4 separate regions of the Mus musculus genome follow, and regions 1, 3 and 4 are each linked to region 2. A link is a loop called in an ENCODE intact Hi-C map of the cell type or tissue named here. Cell type or tissue: left cerebral cortex. All regions are shown on one strand. Region 1 overlaps Adgrl2 (adhesion G protein-coupled receptor L2). Region 2 holds the start of Gm30382 (a long non-coding RNA gene). Region 3 overlaps Gm30382 (a long non-coding RNA gene). Region 4 overlaps Adgrl2 (adhesion G protein-coupled receptor L2).

Region 1 (5,000 bases), 600 kb after region 2:
TTGTGAGGCAGAGACAGGACTACAAAGAGAGTCCAGGCCAGCCAGGGCTTGTTACACAGAGAGACCCTGTCTCTAAAAGAATCAACCTCCCCCAAAAAGTATTCACACAGTTTAGTCATAATAAAAAAATCAATAAAACTTCCAAACTTTCGTTATCTCCAGACAGTTTCTGAGCTGCTACCATTCTTCAGATTAATGCACATTTAACACCACTCAATTGTGTCCAGTGGTGTCCCCTAAGCACAGAGTAGGGTAGACCCCATCCTCTTAGTGAGGATGCCCTGGACTTACATAGCATGACATTTTGTGACTTCAATTTGTTCCCCAAATTTAGTTAATTTTAAAAAGAAATCTAAAATTTTTCTGTTAACTTCAGCTGTGCATGACCATTTGAAGAGCCGTGTTAAATTCTTGCATACCCATCCATAGACCATGTTTTAGTCTCTAGTCCACATAGTTTTGTGGGTTTTTGGTTTTTTTCTTTGTTTTTGTCTCAATTCTAGAAAACTCTGCAGAATAAGTGTGTGGAAATTATCATTTTCCTGATACATCTTTCTGAGCTTGGAAGGACTGTTCTTCCTATTAAAGTTTTAAGCTTAATGATGTTGTGAATATCCATTTGGGATACAGTGTAACATTTTACTGTATTACTAACCCCTAGTTGGAATTTATTCTCTCTTTATACTTATTACCCTGGTATTATCAGCATGGAAGATATTTTTTTAATTTCTAATTCATAATCAACATTTTATTTTAAAAATGTGTTGTTTTAAGCACAAGGAAATCTTTGTTTTTCCTAAAACTTGTCTTTAAACATACTATGAAAATAGCCTACTATTCCCTTATATAGTTTTTGAAGCGCTTATGTAAATGTAGAGGGTGGCTATATCTTCAGTGATTAAAACAAGTTGGTTTTCTTCTTAGCAGTTAGTTTTCTGTTCCTAGTGTGCATTAAGCATGTGCCATATGAGGCCACAGAGCAGTGTGAGTGTCTGAGGACAGCATCTGCTATCAACTTTGAGGTCCACTTTCTATGTTGCGGTGTCTGCTTGAATGCATGGGTCTCAGGAGTCTTCAGCAAACGCTCCCCACCCACTCATCAGCCTAGGCTACATCTTTATCTTCAATAGGCAGTCCCTCCCATCTCCGCCCCAGGAACCCACTGCTTCCTGCCAGTGAGCTTGGCCCCTAGCCTTTGACTCGCATCCCTCTTTGAATCATGCTTCTTTTATGTTGAGCTAATTTTGAGCTCTCTCCATCCAGACAGACGCTTGTAGTTCAGTCTTCCTGCTCAGTGTTGCGCCATTTTAAGAAAGCACTCACACTTGTGGGTATCCGTCCACATCACAGGTTTCTAGCTGTTACCACGGGGTGACCCTTATGTCCATTTGGTGTCTGAAGACTGAGTGAGAGTCCCATCAGTTTGCCATGCTTTCCGAGACTTGAGCTTTTTAATTTTGCCCGTGATCAGTAGATTGCACTGGTATCTCATGTGGGTTTGCTTTTCGTTTCTACTAAGCAACCTGTGTTTATTTTGGGGGTGACTCTGATGGAGATCTGGTCTCCTTGTATAGCAGCTGCGATCTTAGAGGTAACAAAGTACCATTCACTTGGATTTCTGCACGTGTTTATGGCCCATTCGCTCATCCTTTTATAGAGGATCTTTCATCTCTTCTGCTCTACTTCAGCAATGTTTGTGTTGTTTGGACTCGTAAGCAGGAAGGATTCTCTATGTCTTCTTCAGTGTATGTCTTTGGCCAGAAATCTGCACAGAGTGCTTACTTCAGCGAGAGACTTGTCGTTTGCTTTTGCTCTCTGGGGACCAGCAGAACTTTCTAACATGATTTTGAAAGGTTTCAGCATCTTCCGTCTGCCTAATCCCATCTTGCTTACACTTCTCACCACTGTATAATCTTATAGCAAGTCACAATGCCCTATCATGAACGTGAAATCCTCGGTGTCCTTTTTAAGGGAAAGGACAATCACAGATAAACGTTAAGAAAATAAGTTCTCAGGCTGATAATCATGTGCCACTTCCTCTTGTGGATGTAGTAATCCTTTATTTGAAGGTGGATAGAATAGTCTGTCTATATTCCTATTCCATATTTAATTCCTTTCCATTCAAAGAGTGCATGTTAAAAATTTTATTGTTTTATTAGAGGAAAGAGGAGGATGGTTAGCCCTTATAGATGTTTGCACCTTTGGAATTGACTGACTTCATCATTCCCCTGCATTTGATAGACTAGTTTTCTATCGGCTTCATCAAGCCAAGTGTGATATTTTCCCCTCCGGAACTCCTGTTGCGTAACACTGTGGGATACTTAGTGTTCCATTGCCTTTCTTTGTGACATTAAGATTAATTGGATAATTTAGGTATAAGCCTGAAACATCTATTACAAGATTCCCATCCCTTTATTTTCAGAATAGCCAGAAGGATACCTCTACCCCGTCACATCAGACTTAGTTGTATTATAGCTGGAAAGAAAAAGTGAAAATATTTTCCACAGCAAAGGTAGTTCTTCCTTCCTACTGTGTAGACAGGAGGCCGGGCTTGGGTCTGTTAAAACATTCTCTTCTGCATTGTCTTCTCCCTGGAGTCTAGACTCACCTAGAACTTGGTGGGTCCTCTGGCCCCGTCAGTATTCTCCTCAGAGGCTCACCTGCATCTCACCGCATCCAGGGCCTTAGGTGAGGGAGGACGAAAAGCAGTGGTGAGCGAGACTTTAGACCGCTCTCCTGAAACTTAAGTGCCTGTGTTTTCTACTGTCTGTTGACTAAGGCATGTAGCCATAGCAACCCACATAGACATCAGTGCACTGCCCACTCAGCCCATGTGATTCTGCACTCTGTTCACGTTAGTTAAAACACAGGCAATGCAGAAGCTCCCTGGGTGGTTAAGGTGATGAAGGACACACATGCGTGTATCCTAAAGAAACATTTTCAAGGACATGCTAAGCCAATCCATTTTACCAAATACTTTCCAGGTCTTTCTCTATTCTGATTTTTCCCATTTCTGTGCTCATTAGTTAAAACACTACACTGTCACAGGCTAACACCGAATTTTAGCATAGATGGTGTTGATCAGTTTGGATCGATCCCCTTCCCTCTTTGATTTGCTGTGTCCCTGATGTTTTGCAACATCCCTTTGTATTACTTTCATTGGCCTGTTTTATTTTCTTATCTGTGAATTTGCTGTTCTCAACATTTCACAATTTCTCTGAGTTTTGTATGTGTTCTGGTCACTAATTTGTTGAGGATTATATAGTTTAAAAATACTCCGTTCCTTTCCTTTATTAGCAAAGTTAAAGGTATTGTTTTACATAGTAATAGGGTACAATTAATTAATTAATTAGTCTTTAACTATAGGGCTAAAGTTTTTGATATCTAAGAAGTCTTATCTTTGCTTCCTGCTTTAGAAACCTTCCTCTACTTGAACTTCATAAGGACCCCATCCATCCTTTATAACTTTGTACATTGATAAGATTAAAGCTTTGTTGTTTTACACTTGGCTTTAGTCTTTCTAAAGTTTGTTTCATTGTTCTTTGTGGTAGAAGCAACTAATCTGGCCTTTTCCATACGGATAAACCAGTTCTCTCTGAACTTTTATAAGCACATCATATGCTCTCTTTCCTGTCTCTGACATCCATCAAGGCTCTACCGAGTCAGCGTGTGAGTAAAGTCTCATACTCCTGGCTTTTGTGTGTTTCTGTTTTGTTTTCTGTGAGGCTAGTGGCTTGTGAATCTTTCAGCATCTCTCCTTGTGGAAATTCCTTGGCTGTCTTTGTGTACGTCCCATGCATATGAATTTTAAAATCAATTTTTGAAGTTCCATGTACTCATAAGGTCTTATTCGAATATTTATTAGAATTAAGCTCACTTATAGATTGTTGAAGTTCCTAAAACTAAAAGGCATCCTTACGTCCTAGCTTATTTCTTAATTATGCTTCCTGTGAATAATGAGCTGGTGTTCCCTTGCCCCCCCCCCCCCGTTTCCTTTGGTTTTGGTTTTGTTTTGTTTTTAATTACTATCACATAGCATCTTATGGTGGTGATAAATAAAGCACACTGGTGACTGTCACTCTTTCTTAAAGTGTGTGTGTTTTGGTCATCCGGGGGCATTAGGCACCCTAATTAGTCTTGACAGGAAACCCTTCGGCTCAGGCAGTGGTTTTTTATTCCTTTTATTTTGAAAAGTTATTTTTTAGCAAGTTGAAATATACCAGTTTTTTCTGCTAATCTTTAATTTTTAAATTTCAATGAGTTTTACTATTGTTATCTAATATATTAATTAATTACACTTGCTGATTTCTTCAGGCTCTTATGTTTAAAGTGTGTCCATATTGCATAGTTTACTAAGGATTGTTTTTGCAACAATTTATTCAGTAAGAAGCTTATTAAGTGATCAGTACACATAGGTATCTTGTTTTCTGAAAGGAGATGGAAAATTTATTTAAAATTAAGTATGCAGAAAACTATGAATTGGTATATCAATGGTCAGAAACCACTGAAGGTCTGTAGTTTCTTTCAGTCCGTTTTAATTTCCCGAAATGTTTCTGTTCTCTGTCTCACTGCTTAGTGGCTGATGCAAACATATTTTGATTAGATTGATTACCTCATAACCATTGCTTCATTTCTTCTAAAACCAGTAACCATGTGTAGTATTAATCTGCTTGTAGAAATTTCAGATTAGTTTTCTTTTCTATGAGCGTAATTTTTAAGCTAAAAAGCAAATATAACTTAGATGAAATTAGTTCATTATTACATGCGAGTCTGGCACATTTCAATTTGCATGAAAATTAAGTATATTTTGTTTTATGTGCTCTTTAAGAGAAATAATTAGGAATTGATAGCCCCATTCAATGTAGGGAGGAAATAACTATATATCAGAGGTGCAAGGGTGTGTGTGTGCCCACATGCACGTGTGTGCTGAGTATTTTGCTGTTTGGTTGTGTTGGCAGGGTCTCATCTGGTCAGGTTGGCTTGGGGTGCTCTGTGTAACT
Region 2 (5,000 bases):
GGGGGATGTTGCCTGAGGTTGTCGTCCAACTTGCACATCCACTCTCACACCTGTGCAAGTGCATATCACACATGCATGTACCCACATATACATGTGCAAACAAACACCATGCATACACATAAAAATATATACATCATAAGAAATGTAGCAATGGCTCCATGCACACAGCAACTTTTTTGTCCCACAGTACTGCACACACCAAGCAAGTTTCCTCTTTGCCTGACTTGAAGTCTGGCTTCTTGGAATGCTGGTCTTCACCTAGCTGCTAGAGAAACTATCTCAGATAGAACGAGTGAAACTACTGTGAACTCACGTATCACTCAAGTGTAAATGTGTTAATGTGCAAACTCTGTGTGCAGTTAAAAAAAAAAAAAAAAGAATGGAAAGCCAGTAAAACACAGAAACGAGCCCCTAATGGTGGCATTTCAGGGAATAGGAGGGGACAGATGGGGAGATATTTCTGGACCAGAGAGCTTCTGGGTGCCCTTCACGTTGTACCACACCAGCCATTTCCTATTCCTGTGCAGAAGGTTGGCTCTGCTGCCACAACGCACTCTCCAGCTCTCCTGAGAAGCGTGCTTCTATTTCTGTCTGTTATAAAAAGGTAGAGATGCCATTCCTTCTGGTTGTCAGGGACCAGGAATGAGTCTCCCTCAAAGAACAGAAAAGAGCCAAGGACAAACAAAGAAACTCTCTGCTTTCTGCATCTAATGGGCACCATACTAACACTTCACAGAGGCAGGCATGTTGACTCAATGGAAAGAGATTTCTAATAATTATAACAACAGATTCTGATTCTGCTGCTTGAGTAGATGTTTGCCAGGTACCTCATCTTTGTTACCTTTGCCAGTGATATAAGAGAGGGCATTGTGTTACCCCTATTTTTACAAATATTAAGCAACATGCCTATGTTCACAATACTGGTAATTTTCCAAGTCAGTAGTGGTGACCAAAAGGTTACAACTCAAATTCTAAACACCTTCAGGAAGATGTTCCCAATACAAGGAGGAGGCATGTAACATCATGGTTTCATGAAAACACACAACCAGACCCAACTACTACTGGCCTTTCTATCCTGTGCATGGCATGTCACCTATATTATCCTTACTTTATTTCATAAAAATAAGGAAGAAATAATTTCTGACTCTAGGTATTACAGGAATAACTAGTGTAGTTGGCCAGTAATTTCAATCTATTTTCTACCAAAAGAATTGTGTGAAATATCTAAACTAGATAAACAGAACTTTCAGACTACCTGGAGAAGTGTCCTAAAGGGCTTATGACCTACACAGTTCTTGACTCAAAGAGCTTGCAGCCTGAAGAAGGTATTAAGACCCCAATAATGTTACAGTCAGAGTTATCTACAAGTTGTAGTCAAATGATATTTAGAAAGAAAGAAGAAAAAGGAACTCAGTGGAAGGAGCCATTCCTTCACATAACAATCAGACTACAGAATGTCAGAAAATAACTGTTGTCTTCACCCAGTACTTATGAGCAATGGTCTCCTAAACAATGTTACTTCCACTGAGTCTGCCCACTTTCAAAATCCCTAATCTTCTACAGTCTCATGGAAATTCCTTATCATTTCCTTGACAGTTTCTTTTAAAGTATCACATGTGTCCATCTCGTCAGTCACAGAGTATCTTTCCTGACAGGAGAGACAGAGCAGCAGCAGCAGCAACAGTATCAGCAACAGCATCAGCAACAGCAGCAACAGGGCAGATGCTGGGAGATCTCTCTTGCCCTCTGTAAATGCTTGTGTGTTTATGCTGAGAGATTAGCACTGAAAGATACCTAACCTGTGTCACTTGGCTCATATCATGTCAACACCAGCTTCCTCATAACTGTGACCAGTTTGGTTCAACAGCTGGTTTTACCGATTTTCCATAGAGAAGCCTAATCGTGTGACTGGTTGGGCATTCTGCAGCTGCTTCTTGCCAGAGACAAGGCAGGCTTCATACTAACTCACTCAAACACATCCCCCCCGCTTCGCTCCAGATCTTCTGTGGAATTGCCAAGTGGCTGTTGCTCGTAAAAGTTAGAATCATACCCTCTCCTGCCTTTCTCAGCTTTCAAAGGAGAACATGAATCTATAACCAACCAGACAATCTCTCTGAAGATGCTAAATGGGGAAGTGAATAACACCTATATATGTAAAGATACATCTGTAGCATAGGAGAAAATTAATATGAAAACAGTTATTTAAAGAGATTTAAAGAAACAACCTCTTTTCAGCAGCAGATTTGAGTTCTTTCAGACAATCAATTATTCATAAATATTAGATTATCATTTTCTATTTGCATTGGAATACATGCAAGTAATGTTAAAAGTTGCCAGGGATCAGTTCCCATTCAAATCAATATTTCTTTCAGCAAATTATGTTCTTCCCTTGTCAGCTACTCCATTCAAATTAAAGCACTAATCTTATTCAAAACTGGTACTTTGTCTAAATTTGTTTACCTGGATACTAGTAAAATATTTCTGTTATACTCTCTAAAATCCTACTGACAATATAAGAAGATTCATAAAATGTCCACAGAAATCAGAGCAGGTGTCATTCGGACTAAGCTGGCTCTATTTCTCACTATGATTAACCAGCTCGTAATGACAACATTTCTTATCTTACAACTGTGGCATGAAGAGGGAGCTGTAGCTCTTCTGAGACACAATTCTGCACGCCCCAGCTTATCCACGCTCTGCGATCTCGTGTCTGTTTCTCTCTCTCTCTCTCTCTCTCTCTCTCTCTCTCTCTCTCTCTCATCATTTTAACCATTGTACCAGCTCCTTTTAAATGTATCTGCGGAGGATCTGGTCAAGTGGAGATAATCCATGCAAATCAGAAACTGGTTGTCAGTGTGTGGTTCCCGGAGAGGACTCAGCCTGAGGAGGTCACTCGTTCACAGCCGCTCCTCCCATTCTATCTCTCCCCTTATTGCAGAACTGCTGTATGTATACAGTAGCAGAAAGGACTCAATTGACTTCAACTGCTGCCTGGTTTTGCTTACAACTTTTTCTTATAAAGGAACTTACCTCCATCTGTCTCTTGAAGGTAGGAAGCCTGATTCTTCTAAAGACGCGTGTAATGCCTCTTCTGTCTGCTCATTGTCAAATGTCACTGGAATGCGTTACATTGTTGCTGGCACAGGGCGCAAATGCTGTGATTCCAGGTGTCTCTGGCTTTTGTTACTTAACGGTGTAGGTGCAATTGTTTAAGTGCGGGGGTATTTGGATGTTTATTTTCCACATAGCCAGCTTCAGTTTTACCAAGCAAGGAAGATTAGAGTGTCTACTCTCTAACCTAGAAATACAATTGGCTATCAAGTTTTCCCTCTTAAAAAAATAATAACCTCTTTAGATGGTTTAACTTCTGCCAATTACAGCCAAGTGTAAAATTCAACCGTGAGAAGGTGGCTGTGTATTGTTTGCCTGAACCTGGAACCTTCTTGCAGCATTTTCTCTGGAAAAGAAAAAAAAAATTTAACTGTTGAAATGTTTTTGACATCAGCGAGAAAACGGTAGCTCTTACTTCATTCTGCGGCATGGCAGCATGCTAGAGGCTCTATTGCTAACTGGCCTGTCAAATAGATTTATTCTGCACAATTCACAAATTACTAGGCTATGCAGAAGTGTTGCAATTAGTTGGATTCCGTTACTGTTGTTAGACGTGCTGGTAGGTATTGTTTTTAAATTTAAATCGTATTTTAGAAAACTTTACTGTAAAGGGGCTCTTTAAACCCTGCCATGTATATAGCACAGTGGAGATCGTTATTTAAGAATGATTTCAATAGTCAAATGGTTATATTCGGTTTAAAAATGTGTGGAAGTGGTTAATAGATTGTACAATATACGTCTTATTTCTGAAAGCAATCCCTTAGCTTGTAATACTTCAACTGTGTTTCCTTGAAGTGACTTGTAATAATATTTTAATCATTCCATAGTCATTTTAACTTTAAATCACATCAAAATGTCATGAAATTACAAATTCAAAAAAATCTTTTGAATTAGTACAAATATAATTAGAACATTCCAGTTGCAACGGAGATAAATGTCATCTGTCTTTGAACATACTCTTTGTTAATATGATTTTGCATTTTGACATATGGCTCTGACAAGGATATTTAATCCCTTGTAGGAGATAGAATTGAACATAAACAGTAAACAAAGTTGACAGTCCTGAAAAGAAGGGGAAAAAATGTTTTCTGGTATACCCAATCATTCTGATGTCATAAATTTCAGACTCTATCTTCTAGGTAGATACTTGTAGTTAGTAGAGTTTGGGGGGGTGGATTTATTATCCACATAAAATATCTCAGTGTCAGAACTGTGTGTTTCCTTTTTCCTTTTGGTACTGAATGCTGTGCTGAAAAGATTGCACTCTGAATTTTGAGTCCAGTAGTGCAGGGCATGGAACTCTGTCATTGCTAGCATAAAGAAGCCCATCGGCACAAGTGTTGCTACTGTACAGAGGGCTAGCTCTCTGCCTCCGGCATTTGTTAGGGTGCTATATGTAGAATTTAACAGATACATATCTTTTGCCTCTTAGCATTTTATTTGTCCTCTGGTCTGAAAGCTATTCTGCAAGGATGGGGGCTGGCATTTACAGCCGTGGGTAATAAAAACCCTTCACGGTGAGAAAAGAGGAATTTGACTTATGGCTTACCTAGCAATTAGAGTTTCTTTTCAAACTCTTTTACTGAGCTGTACAGTAAGCTGAGGCTTGCCAGGAAAGGCTGATTGAAAGTATCTGTGGGAGCCATGGGGCTGCTCTTGAATATGTCCTGCGCAGTCATTGTCATTGTAGTTTTTCATATGAGCCTCAGTACTACAGGGGGAAAAGGATTATGGTCAAGGGAGACTCTCCTACAGCCAAAGGGATTTGGATGGGAGTCCCACTCATTGCCCCAAACCCCACAGGGAGACTCAGACAGATAGAGAGTGTACAGGATAGCCTGGCTGGGCGAACTTCAGACTACTGTGAACTAAAGGGTGCCCTTTCAGAA
Region 3 (5,000 bases), 66 kb after region 2:
CCCAAGTTCTTTTGTTCATTACTCTCTCCTTTCCATGTCTTCCCTTTTGGCATGGGGCCCACTTTGTTCTTGCACAACAGAAGAGAAGCTTTGGCCAGACACTTCATCAAGAATCATGCAGAATGAATCCTCTTCAAAGCTCTGCAAGGCCCGGGATATGCAGTGCTAATAGCAGAGGCCAGAGGTCAGGATGATAAATACATGACTTTTATAATCATCCGAAACGACCAAACTGGGATAAAGGAAGTATTGGGGGGGGGGGGAGGAATTGTAATAACACACACATGAACTAAAGATACCTCTAACATTGTGGAGTCCTTCCGAGGGCTGGGCTCATTGCCTGCTATCAAATTTAAGGTGCTGACAAAGGCACCTTCAGGATACCTCCCAGGGTCATCTCTACCCTCTCCTTCCTTCGGTTATTATCAGCATCAGAAACCAGCAGAGCGTTTACAGCTGGGACCTGCTGGCTCAAATGAAGAAGGTGGGAAAGATTGTTCCAGAAAAGGTTTAGCAGTGAAGACCTTTTCACTTCAGCACGGATGACACCACCTTGGCAAGAGATGGTGAGAGGGGCTGGCCAGGCTGATTGTCTGGCTAAGTGCGACAGGCTTGTCTGAAGAGCGCTTCCCTTGTTGTCCTTGCTTCAAGGCCTTGGTGGTGGAGAGGTGGTTTAGCAGCTGTGAGTGCTTACTGCTCCCACAGAGAAGCAAATTTCAGCTCCCAACACCCGCATAGAGGCACAGTCCTGCCTGTGACTCCAGCTTTGAGAGATCCTCTGTTCTCACAAGCCCAACCCATATGCACAAAATTACAAATAAATAAATAATTTAAAACATAAAACGTATACACAGCACACAAACACACACACACACACACACACTCTCTCTCTCTCTAATCATAAAAACCCCTACTCTCCTCTGTAAATTGTAGTTCCCCGTATACTAGCAGGGTGATATTTACAACTCGATTAACCTCAGGGACACTAAATGTCCTCTTATGTAAAAAATAGGACTTCGTTATCACACCCACTCCATTGTGACAAATAAAGTAGAAAATCCATTTCAAGTGTGTTCTTTAATGCCACGCACACAGTATTTAGTAAACATGTGTGTTAAGTGCTTGAAAAGTGCTCTTTAATCTTTTAGCCAATTTTAATTGATAGTTATTATCCAATAATACATAATATAGAAGACGCCCTCGGTAGCAAAGCTTAAAATCATGCCACAGTTCCTGCTAGGAGATAACTCTGTTTCCTTATTTAAGTTTTTGTTTTTTTCGGTTTTTGGTTTTTTGGTTTTTTTCTGGTGTGACCCTTGAAAATGGATGCTGTATTGTGTGTCTGTTAACATTGCTCTTTGCTGTTTGCTAGCGCTCCTCCTTCAATTGGATTTAAAATAATAATAATAATCCAAGCTCTTCCTCCTCTGAGTTTCCCCTCCTTGAGCTGGGAGAGGATACACCCTGTGCTAAAGGAACAAAAGATCCTGCCTCGGTGGGGACCAGTTGGACAAGTTCTCCTTTCCACAGGGAGCAGTCTCGGTGCCCAGGGCAACTGCACTGGAGAACGGGTTGAGCGGAGCAGATGCTGATAGCTGGTTCCTCTTTTAAGCAACCGCACATTCTTCCCACAATGCAGAAATCTCCCCAGACTGTGCCAGCTTTAGGGGTTTGGGGATGGGGGTTGTTTTAAGAAGCATAGACTACAAACTAATTTTTTTCCAGTGTAAGTTTAATTTGCATTTCATTGACTAGTAACGAACTGGGCAAGCTCTCCCATGTTTGTTTACTAGTCCTGCTTCCTCTTCCGCAGATTGTTTCCTTCCGGTGCCTTATACTAGTGGCATTGGCTTTGTAGCAAAATGCAGCGTTACTAACTTTTTATCAAATATAGAATGATGCATTCGGTTTTATATAGCAATCTTATCTTTGTAAATCCAATTCTGCGCTTTGCCTGTGCGCTTGCCCGTGCACTCGCCCATGCACGCTGAGGGTCCTGGTCAAAGATGGGTGTCTTCTTCTATCCCTGTCAATCTTATTTCTTAGAGCTGGCTTTCACTAAACCCAGAGCTCACCAGTTAGGGCCAGCCTGCTCCAAAATTCTCTCCTTCCTTTTCCCTTTCAGCACTGTGGCCACAGATGACATTCTTATTCCTGGCCTTTTGTTTTTTTTTTTTTTCTAATGTGGGTGCCAGGGAACCAAACTCAACTCTCCCAGGCTTGGGTAGAAGCCATCTATCTCCCAGACTCCCACATTTATCAGTTTATACTTGCTTTTTAAAACATTTGTGACTTTGTACTTATTTTGTAAAATAACCTGTGCTTAACTTGGACTTTCTTTTGTTTAATTATGGTCTGGGTTGTTCACCTTAGCAGGCGAGCCCATCTGAAACTGATTTTGGAATCTGTGTGAGGTGGGGATCGCAGGTGCTTTCCCAGCCTCTAAGCAGTCACCCAACTGTTTCCAGCCACCTGCTCCTCCTCTTCTTCCTGCTCTTCCTCCTTTTCCTCCTCCTCCTTCTCTCCCTCCTCCTCCTCCTCTTCTCCTCCTCCTCTCCCTCCTTCTAGTTTTATTGATTTACGATTACTTTATCATGCATGGCATTTTTATAAATAATAACACCTATTCTTGAACTACTTACTCCTTTTCATTCACCTTCCCGTTTCTATTCACAAACCATAGATTTATATAGTCTAACTTTACAGTGTGTTTCTTGGTAATGATGACAATGTTTGCTTCAAATTTACCCTTAAAGTCTTGCTTGCTTATTCTTCCTAAGTAAATGTTAAGAGGAAAAAGAGTTTTAAATTTCCCTCAAAACTCCTATTTTATTTTAACAACGTGGAAATGCATGTGGGGAATGCATGAAATATAAATTAATTCCACTTGTCTCGTACAAATACTTTGCTGTAAGTTATAGATCTCTGGAAAGTTTTCTTTTTTAATTCTTTATGTGTTACATAAAGACTGCATCAGCATTTGTAATTTTCTTTATATCTCCTTCAGAAGTTTGTTTCTAAATTTATCCCTGAGTTACTAATATTTTATTGATATCATGAATGGGACTTATTCTTTTAATTCTATTTTTAGCTTAAAATTAAATGTAATTATATTTTAGGACACATCAATAATTTTTTATTTCACGTAACACTCTGCCTAATATGTATTTATCATGTTTGGTTTCACATCACTGGTCCATCTGAAACCTTCCAATAAGTTAAAATTAACGACCGTAGTGGGGATCTGTATTTCATTACAGGTTTTCACCAACCAGAACAAGCTCACTGTGGGGGGGACTAGAAGGAGGGCTATGAGAGCCATCTTCTCACCATAGAAGTGTGAAAGACCTGAGTTTGGACGCCCCACATATCTAACTCCAATGCTCCATGAAAAGTTGTAAGTCAGAGTGAGGAGAGTCTCCGGAACTCTGGATTCACACAGGGCAGCTAGCCCAGCATATGCAGCAGCCAACAAGGAAACCAACTCTCAAATAAGGTAGACGGTGATGAGTGAAAGCCAACAATTGTCTTCATGCTCCGCGTGTGCACTGTGCCACAACTGTATGCCCACACTCACATGTATGCACACCTGTGTACACATGCATGCACACTCCTGATTGTTGGCTTAAAGACACAGTCAGGGATTGTTCCTCTGTTCACTTTAGGTCATGAATGACGACTATAGAAAGCTTTAATATCTCTTCTAGCCCCTTTAGATATGAACTTATTATTTCCTTCCAGTACTCCAGCTTGCTCTTCTCTGTGAATAGACAACATGCTTTCTTTCCAGCGGATAAGCTCCTTCTGGTTGTGGTGAATTCTTTCTTACTTCACTCCAATGTTGGACTTGCAACCTGAGAATGTAAACCAACTATTGTAGTGCTTTCTTAAACCTCCACTCTGTTACCCCTCATCGTCCTTTATCTCAAACTCAAAATCCCTTACTTATTTCTCCTAGGCTAGCAATGTTGAGCTAGGTCTCAATATTTAATGATCATGGCTGTTATATCCAAAGTGGCTTACATGTTCTCGTGTGTTCCAATGTCTCACTAATTATTGGCATAAAATAGCAATGTAGATTTTTTTATCCAATAGGAAGCCTTACTGAAGCCTTCTACATGTCAATGTTCTAAATAAGCTTCAACATGGCATGGCATGTCTTTACTGATCATATTCTGGTACTTGCTGCTGTCCATCAACATCTAGGAATCCCTCCACTCTTGGACTAATCACACCAACCTACACTACAATGCAGATTTCCTCTTTCCTAAGAATGCTTATAAAACATTGAGATTGAACATGCAGGAGTTTTCACTATCTTGTTATTGAGACTAAATAAATCCTGTTATTTAAGTTTAAGATAACAGCCTGAGTGTGCATTAGTGGTGGGATTACAGTCCACTGGGGGTGCTCTTACAAGCTAACCCATTATTCCACATTGTGAGGTCCAGTAGCCCACCTTTGTCTGGGTTAAAAATCAGCTATGTTCATCTTCATGGTGATGTCTATTTTGTTTTCATTTTTCTGAATGTTTCTGAGACAGACCTTTCTATAAGCCCTGGTCAGCCTAGAACTCACTATATAGACCAGGTTGTTCTCACAGCTACGTTTTTGCCCTTGTTTCTCCCTCTTTAGTGTCGGGACCACAGGTGTTAGGGCATTTGATTTTTAAAAATTTAACTTTTACACTTATTTTAATATTGATTGAAAGTTATAGAGACCTGGAGTTGTGGGGTAATCAAAGAATAACCTAGGAAATCCTTTGATCAAAACCTCATTACAGTCAAAGATTCTGTTCCAGGCAAGAACAGAACATCTTACGTTAAATAAACAGTGAAATGGGGAAAGTGAAAAATTGGATGACTGTAACTGATCCCATGATCTCCACATTAGTGACAGGAATGGGGTACGGGAAAGAGCTTCATTAGTGGATAACAAATACCTTGTTCCTTGATTTTAAAACATCAGTGTTTTCATCTGAATCGCAACTATCACAATGG
Region 4 (5,000 bases), 580 kb after region 2:
CAGGAACCTCACATATTCCAAACTACTCCATCCTGTCCTAAATGATTTCAGTGGCTTTCCATGACCTTAGAAAACACAGCAATAACTGTACTCAGCAGAGAACATTAGAAACGCCACTCCTCCGTTTGCTTTCTGTGTGCCCCGTTACGTCCCCCAGATAGCACTGCAGCAAAACCACACACACACGCAAGGCATTCTCCGTTGTGTACAGGACATTGGCACTGCAGCAAGTTAGTGTATATTTCAGAAGTCATAGTGACCTACCAGGAAAAATGAGATTGGCCAGACTGAAGTTCCACATGCTTTAAAGCAGGTCTTGGTGGCTTTGCAGTCTTGTGCCTACTTATTTTAAGCTGTCACAGTATGTAAGAATTTTATCCTGGTGTTACCTACCAGTTCATTTGATAAGACAATTGCATTTATGTTGATGAACTAAATTATTCGTTGAATAAACATGAGATTATTTCACATGAAATAGTGTGTCACTTCAGATGCAGAGTATGTAGGCTATAGTCAGTGTGAGTCAGTTTCTGTCTTGTGCATCCCCAGAGTCCTCTGCTAATGTTGGTGTGTGTATACTTGTCTCTCTGGTCCACAGAGGATTAAATATATCCTTGTAAATTTATATAACCTCCTAGGACAAGTTGGATATATTTGGCATGTGATTGTGACTGCAGATTATTGTTAATTTTATTGTATTTTTATAGTCATCTGGTACATAGAATTTTGGCTGCTCTGACAGATTTCTATACTTTTTGATTTTACAAAAATCTTTATATGGAAATTTTTCCTTTTTTGAAAATCCATTCATCAATCATCAAAGGTTTTACTTAGTTTTTTTAAAATGACTTTTGGATGTACTCTCTCAGTTTTGATTTAGATTCTAAATTGCATAATGTTGATGCCTACCCATCCTCCCTTCCTTATCACCGTATGACCTGAGTCATAAAGAAGTGAAAACATTTCTGTTTTAGGTTTTGCTCAGTGACTGCTCTATGCTTTTACTGCATCAGATAAAAATAATGCAGTAATCTTTAGTGAATGGATGATGCTATGGACAATTCTTTCACTTGTTTTAATTGCACTTAAAATTCTGTTGTCTGTAAGTCAGCATCGTTCGAAGCGTGATTCGCACCCTTTATACGTAATTGCTTTATGTGGGTAAAGTCGTTGTTTCCTTAAGGAACAATACAGCTGTCTATAAATTCAGTCTGAGTGAGCAGCCTGGACACTAACAACCTCTCTTGTCCCCTTCGTCCACCACGCCTGTCTGTTATTGATTCTGAGCAGGTACAATGAGCTCCTTATGGAGGAGTGGTGTTAGGACCGAGTGCTCCATAAACAAGCCTTGCTTCCAAAACGCTCCTGAGCCCCACGTGTTTCCCTCCTGCAGTCAGAATCACACAGATCAGAGCCACTGTGTTTTCCTGGAAGTGCTTAAATAGACTGTAGGTTGTGGCTTAATTTAGAAATTATATGCTGTTGCCATGGCAAAAAATATATATATTTTTTAAAAAAATATTTGTGTGATGTTTCTCTCAAAGGAGTTCCGGAGGATCCCTGTTTTATCTTGATGAATACTTATAATTCTTTTTTAAAAAAATGTAATCAAGCTGAGATTGTAATAAAACGTGAGAGTGCACTCTGGGTAATCGGTAGTCACACAGTGTCGCCTTTTGCGAGGGAAGAGGACGGAACCCAGTGGAGTTATTTCGTAGCACACAGGCAGTATACTCCAAAGCCCTTGCATAGCGTGGCCCTTCTTGTTGGAGACCCTGCTGATGAGAATTTTCTTGGCACTTTCCCTAGTGTGCCATTCACCTTGGTAACCACTTAGGGCTTCCCCTCGCCCTCGCCCTCACCTCCGTGTCCTGCTCTGGCCAGATCTGCCCCGTGAAAGCCTTTCTCTTTCTTGGGGTCTGTGGATCGAGGTACTTGCCGTGAATGCTGGGTATGATGGTTGTTGCATGCTAGCTTGCTTTCTATGTTAATAAATGATGGTAGAAAAATGTTATAAGAAGCTAACCATAATTCTTTCTTCCTTTTTCTTCCTGCCACCTGCGCTTGCTTTTCCCTTGTATGTATTTTGCTTACTTTTTTTAATAGACTTAATATTGCAAATTTGATAATATATAGTATATGTAATATAGAAAATTAATTAGAATTTGTAGTTTGAATTATATGTAATCTTAAGTAGATTTGCTAATATTTAACGGGTGTTATTTACCATTACAAAATCTATTGGGCGAGGGGAGATTGATATACTCCTTGGAAAGGGAGCATTTTGTTAAATGATTAAGACATTTTTCTAGATAGGAAATAATAGAAAAGAATTGAAATATACTGAGATGCATGGCTGTGTAGGTTTTTTTTTTTTTTTTTTTTTTTTACTCATCTAAATATGTCTGGGTGGTAATGGAGCCATCTCAAAATTTATTAAATTTGACTTAAACTCCAAAGCCAAGTTGTGAACCTTACAGATGTATTTTCCTTCCATGCATATATAATGAGAGTCAGTTTGATAATTAAGCTCAATGGAGATGACACACCTGTGCATGCTTTTATTATGTCAATAGTGTACGTATATAAAGGAGAGCCGGGTCAGAATGCAGGGTGACTTTGGCAAGCCCCGAGTACATGTAGCTTGCATTAGTGAGGCGTTTCATGACTTATTCAGGCACACTAAGTGAAACAGCATGCCAACGTCTTTGTATTGCCTCCTTAATCTACTAAAATGATTGATCCGTGTTCTTCCATGTAACTTTAGAATCTCTCTCCTGCTAGGTCCTCCTGTGTTTCTCTTTATCCAAAGTAGTACAACAACCCCTATTCTTCCTATATTTAGCATCTATTACGAATTCAATCTTAGACTAATAGTCAATTTATTTTTAATCTTTTTTTTCTTTTTTTCCCTTGCACTTTTTTTTTTATTTTTCTTCCGATGCTTAAAATAGAAGTGGAGCAAAAAGGTAAATAATGTCTACAGTCTCACCCCAGCTCCCTGTTATGTGCCTTATGGATGTGACCCTCCTCCCCTCCCTCCCACCGCAACACTCCTGTATTACAATGATCGGCAGGACCTCATAATGTACTTCATGTAGGCGTCAGCTGTTCTCAATGAAATTGTATGGCCGCTAAATCTGGCGATTGGGGTAAAATTCTGAAGTCGGCGAAGGGGAGCTGCCCTCTCTGTTTCTTTTCTACCCTCTGTCTCTTTCTCTGACGCCCTTGGATATTTTCTTGTTATCGAAGTGTCCTCTTGCCTGGCTTCCAGAACCCTCTCCGTAGCATGCCATGCTTACAGGGGCTCCTGCTCATCTCATCACGCATCCCCTGTGTTGGTTTCTCTCGGCTCCTGGTTGCATTCTCCTCAAATTGATAGTCTCCAACCTGAAACACCTGTAACTTCTCTAGAACGGTCAAAATAAGTCTTTGCCTTGAGTTCTCTGCCTTGTCAGCTCTGTTCCGTGGGAGGTGGTGAAGGTGGGCTAGGTTTAGAAGTCAATGTTTGGATTAAAACAAAATACTCATCCACTCATGAGCACAGGCTCCAAATTTTGATGCATTTATTCCCAAATTATTAGATAAAAACACAATTCAGAAATCTAAATTTTATCTTAGCTGTGAGCCATTCTATACATAGGTTTGTGTTTGTGAAAATAAAGGCCAGCCACTATGTTTGCTGGTGTCTTGACTAGGACATCTTTGGAAAACAAGGCTAGTGTGTATAAAGTATAAATTTTAAAAGATTGAATGCTGGGTAAAATGGACTTTCCTCTTTTGATTTGTGAGTAAATGCGATGACTTGTGTCTTTTTTTTTTAACTGTATTCGCTTCTTGTCTTTTTTTTCTGTGATGTTAGTCTTTGTGTGTCCTGGAACCTTGAAAGCAATTGTGGACTCACCATGTATATATGAAGCTGAGCAGAAGTCAGGGGCTTGGTGCAAGGACCCCCTTCAGGCTGCAGATAAAATTTATTTTATGCCCTGGACTCCCTACCGCACCGATACGTTAATAGAATATGCCTCTTTAGAAGATTTTCAAAACAGCCGCCAGACAACAACATACAAACTTCCAAACCGAGTAGACGGTACTGGATTTGTGGTGTATGATGGAGCCGTCTTCTTTAACAAGGAAAGAACCAGAAACATTGTTAAGTTTGACTTGAGGACTAGAATCAAGAGCGGCGAGGCTATCATCAACTATGCCAACTACCACGATACGTCACCCTACAGATGGGGTGGGAAGACAGACATTGACCTCGCAGTGGATGAGAACGGCTTATGGGTCATTTATGCCACGGAGCAGAACAATGGAATGATCGTGATCAGCCAGCTCAACCCTTACACTCTTCGATTCGAGGCAACCTGGGAGACAGCGTATGACAAGCGTGCGGCGTCCAATGCTTTCATGATATGTGGGGTTCTCTATGTGGTCAGGTCAGTGTACCAAGACAATGAAAGCGAAGCAGGCAAGAACACCATTGACTACATCTACAACACGCGACTAAGCCGGGGCGAGTACGTGGACGTTCCTTTTCCCAACCAGTACCAGTATATTGCTGCAGTGGATTATAATCCAAGAGACAACCAACTCTACGTATGGAACAATAACTTCATTTTACGGTATTCCCTGGAGTTTGGTCCTCCTGACCCTGCCCAAGGTAAGAATACTTGCTGTTAGTTCTTTATGAATTAACTGAATGGCTTACTTTCAAAGGATTTTAGAATTTTTCCCAATAGTTTGTCTTCTTCTCTTGGTTAAATCACAAAAGATGGTCTGATATCTTGCAGCCCTGTCTGGTACAGTTTTCTTTTACTCCATTTTGTTTTTCTTTTCAGTTACAGGTTGGCGTGCTCCAAGCAATGATAGCATTACTCAGTTTAGGTTCACTGTGAAGCATACAGAACGGCTACAGCCCTGTTAATGCTTTGCTTTCTTACCAGTATTCTGAGTTCATTCTAGTGTGGACTCAGACCTTTAACAGCTTGGCACCAGTG

What was found. Peaks named below come from ENCODE experiments on the same cell type or tissue, not always from the same donor. Only the 100,000 strongest peaks of a DNase experiment are listed, where the experiment ranks them.
Region 1: a loop joins it to region 2, with 3 times the contacts of the local background. A loop is called at or near these places in 4 of 42 quality-filtered maps.
Region 3: it touches region 2 in a loop (2.1-fold over the local background); 3 of 42 quality-filtered maps call a loop at or near these places.
Region 4: it touches region 2 in a loop (2.4-fold over the local background); 2 of 42 quality-filtered maps call a loop at or near these places.

The regions. Positions count from the first base shown.
Region 1 is chr3:148,840,519-148,845,518 of GRCm38, reverse strand. All of the region lies in intron 10 of Adgrl2 (adhesion G protein-coupled receptor L2), which reads left to right. Among named protein-coding and RNA genes, the nearest start is that of Adgrl2, 110 kb to the left of the region's middle. In left cerebral cortex, no CTCF peak of the experiment used is centred here; a DNase peak (open chromatin) is centred at 2,811.
Region 2 is chr3:149,443,151-149,448,150 of GRCm38, reverse strand. Gm30382 (a long non-coding RNA gene) reads left to right here and starts at 2,552. Exons shown (of 3, transcript XR_001784032.1): 1 at 2,552-3,049. It overlaps A630039O03Rik (a long non-coding RNA gene), which reads right to left. Exons shown (of 6, transcript XR_376220.3): 1 at 3,031-5,000. In left cerebral cortex, a CTCF peak has its summit at 2,638; DNase peaks (open chromatin) are centred at 2,690, 2,926, 3,475 and 4,614; H3K4me3 peaks cover 2,655 bases; H3K27ac peaks cover 1,416 bases.
Region 3 is chr3:149,376,861-149,381,860 of GRCm38, reverse strand. The region is part of intron 1 of Gm30382 (a long non-coding RNA gene); the gene reads left to right. Among named protein-coding and RNA genes, the nearest start is that of Gm26468, 38 kb to the right of the region's middle. In left cerebral cortex, no CTCF peak of the experiment used is centred here; DNase peaks (open chromatin) are centred at 638, 1,562 and 1,936; H3K4me3 peaks cover 591 bases; H3K27ac peaks cover 256 bases.
Region 4 is chr3:148,858,396-148,863,395 of GRCm38, reverse strand. Adgrl2 (adhesion G protein-coupled receptor L2) reads left to right here. Exons shown (of 24, transcript NM_001081298.1): 4 at 2,958-2,969; 5 at 3,863-4,663. Among named protein-coding and RNA genes, the nearest start is that of Adgrl2, 94 kb to the left of the region's middle. In left cerebral cortex, no CTCF peak of the experiment used is centred here; DNase peaks (open chromatin) are centred at 503, 1,320, 1,673 and 2,635; H3K4me3 peaks cover 716 bases; H3K27ac peaks cover 622 bases.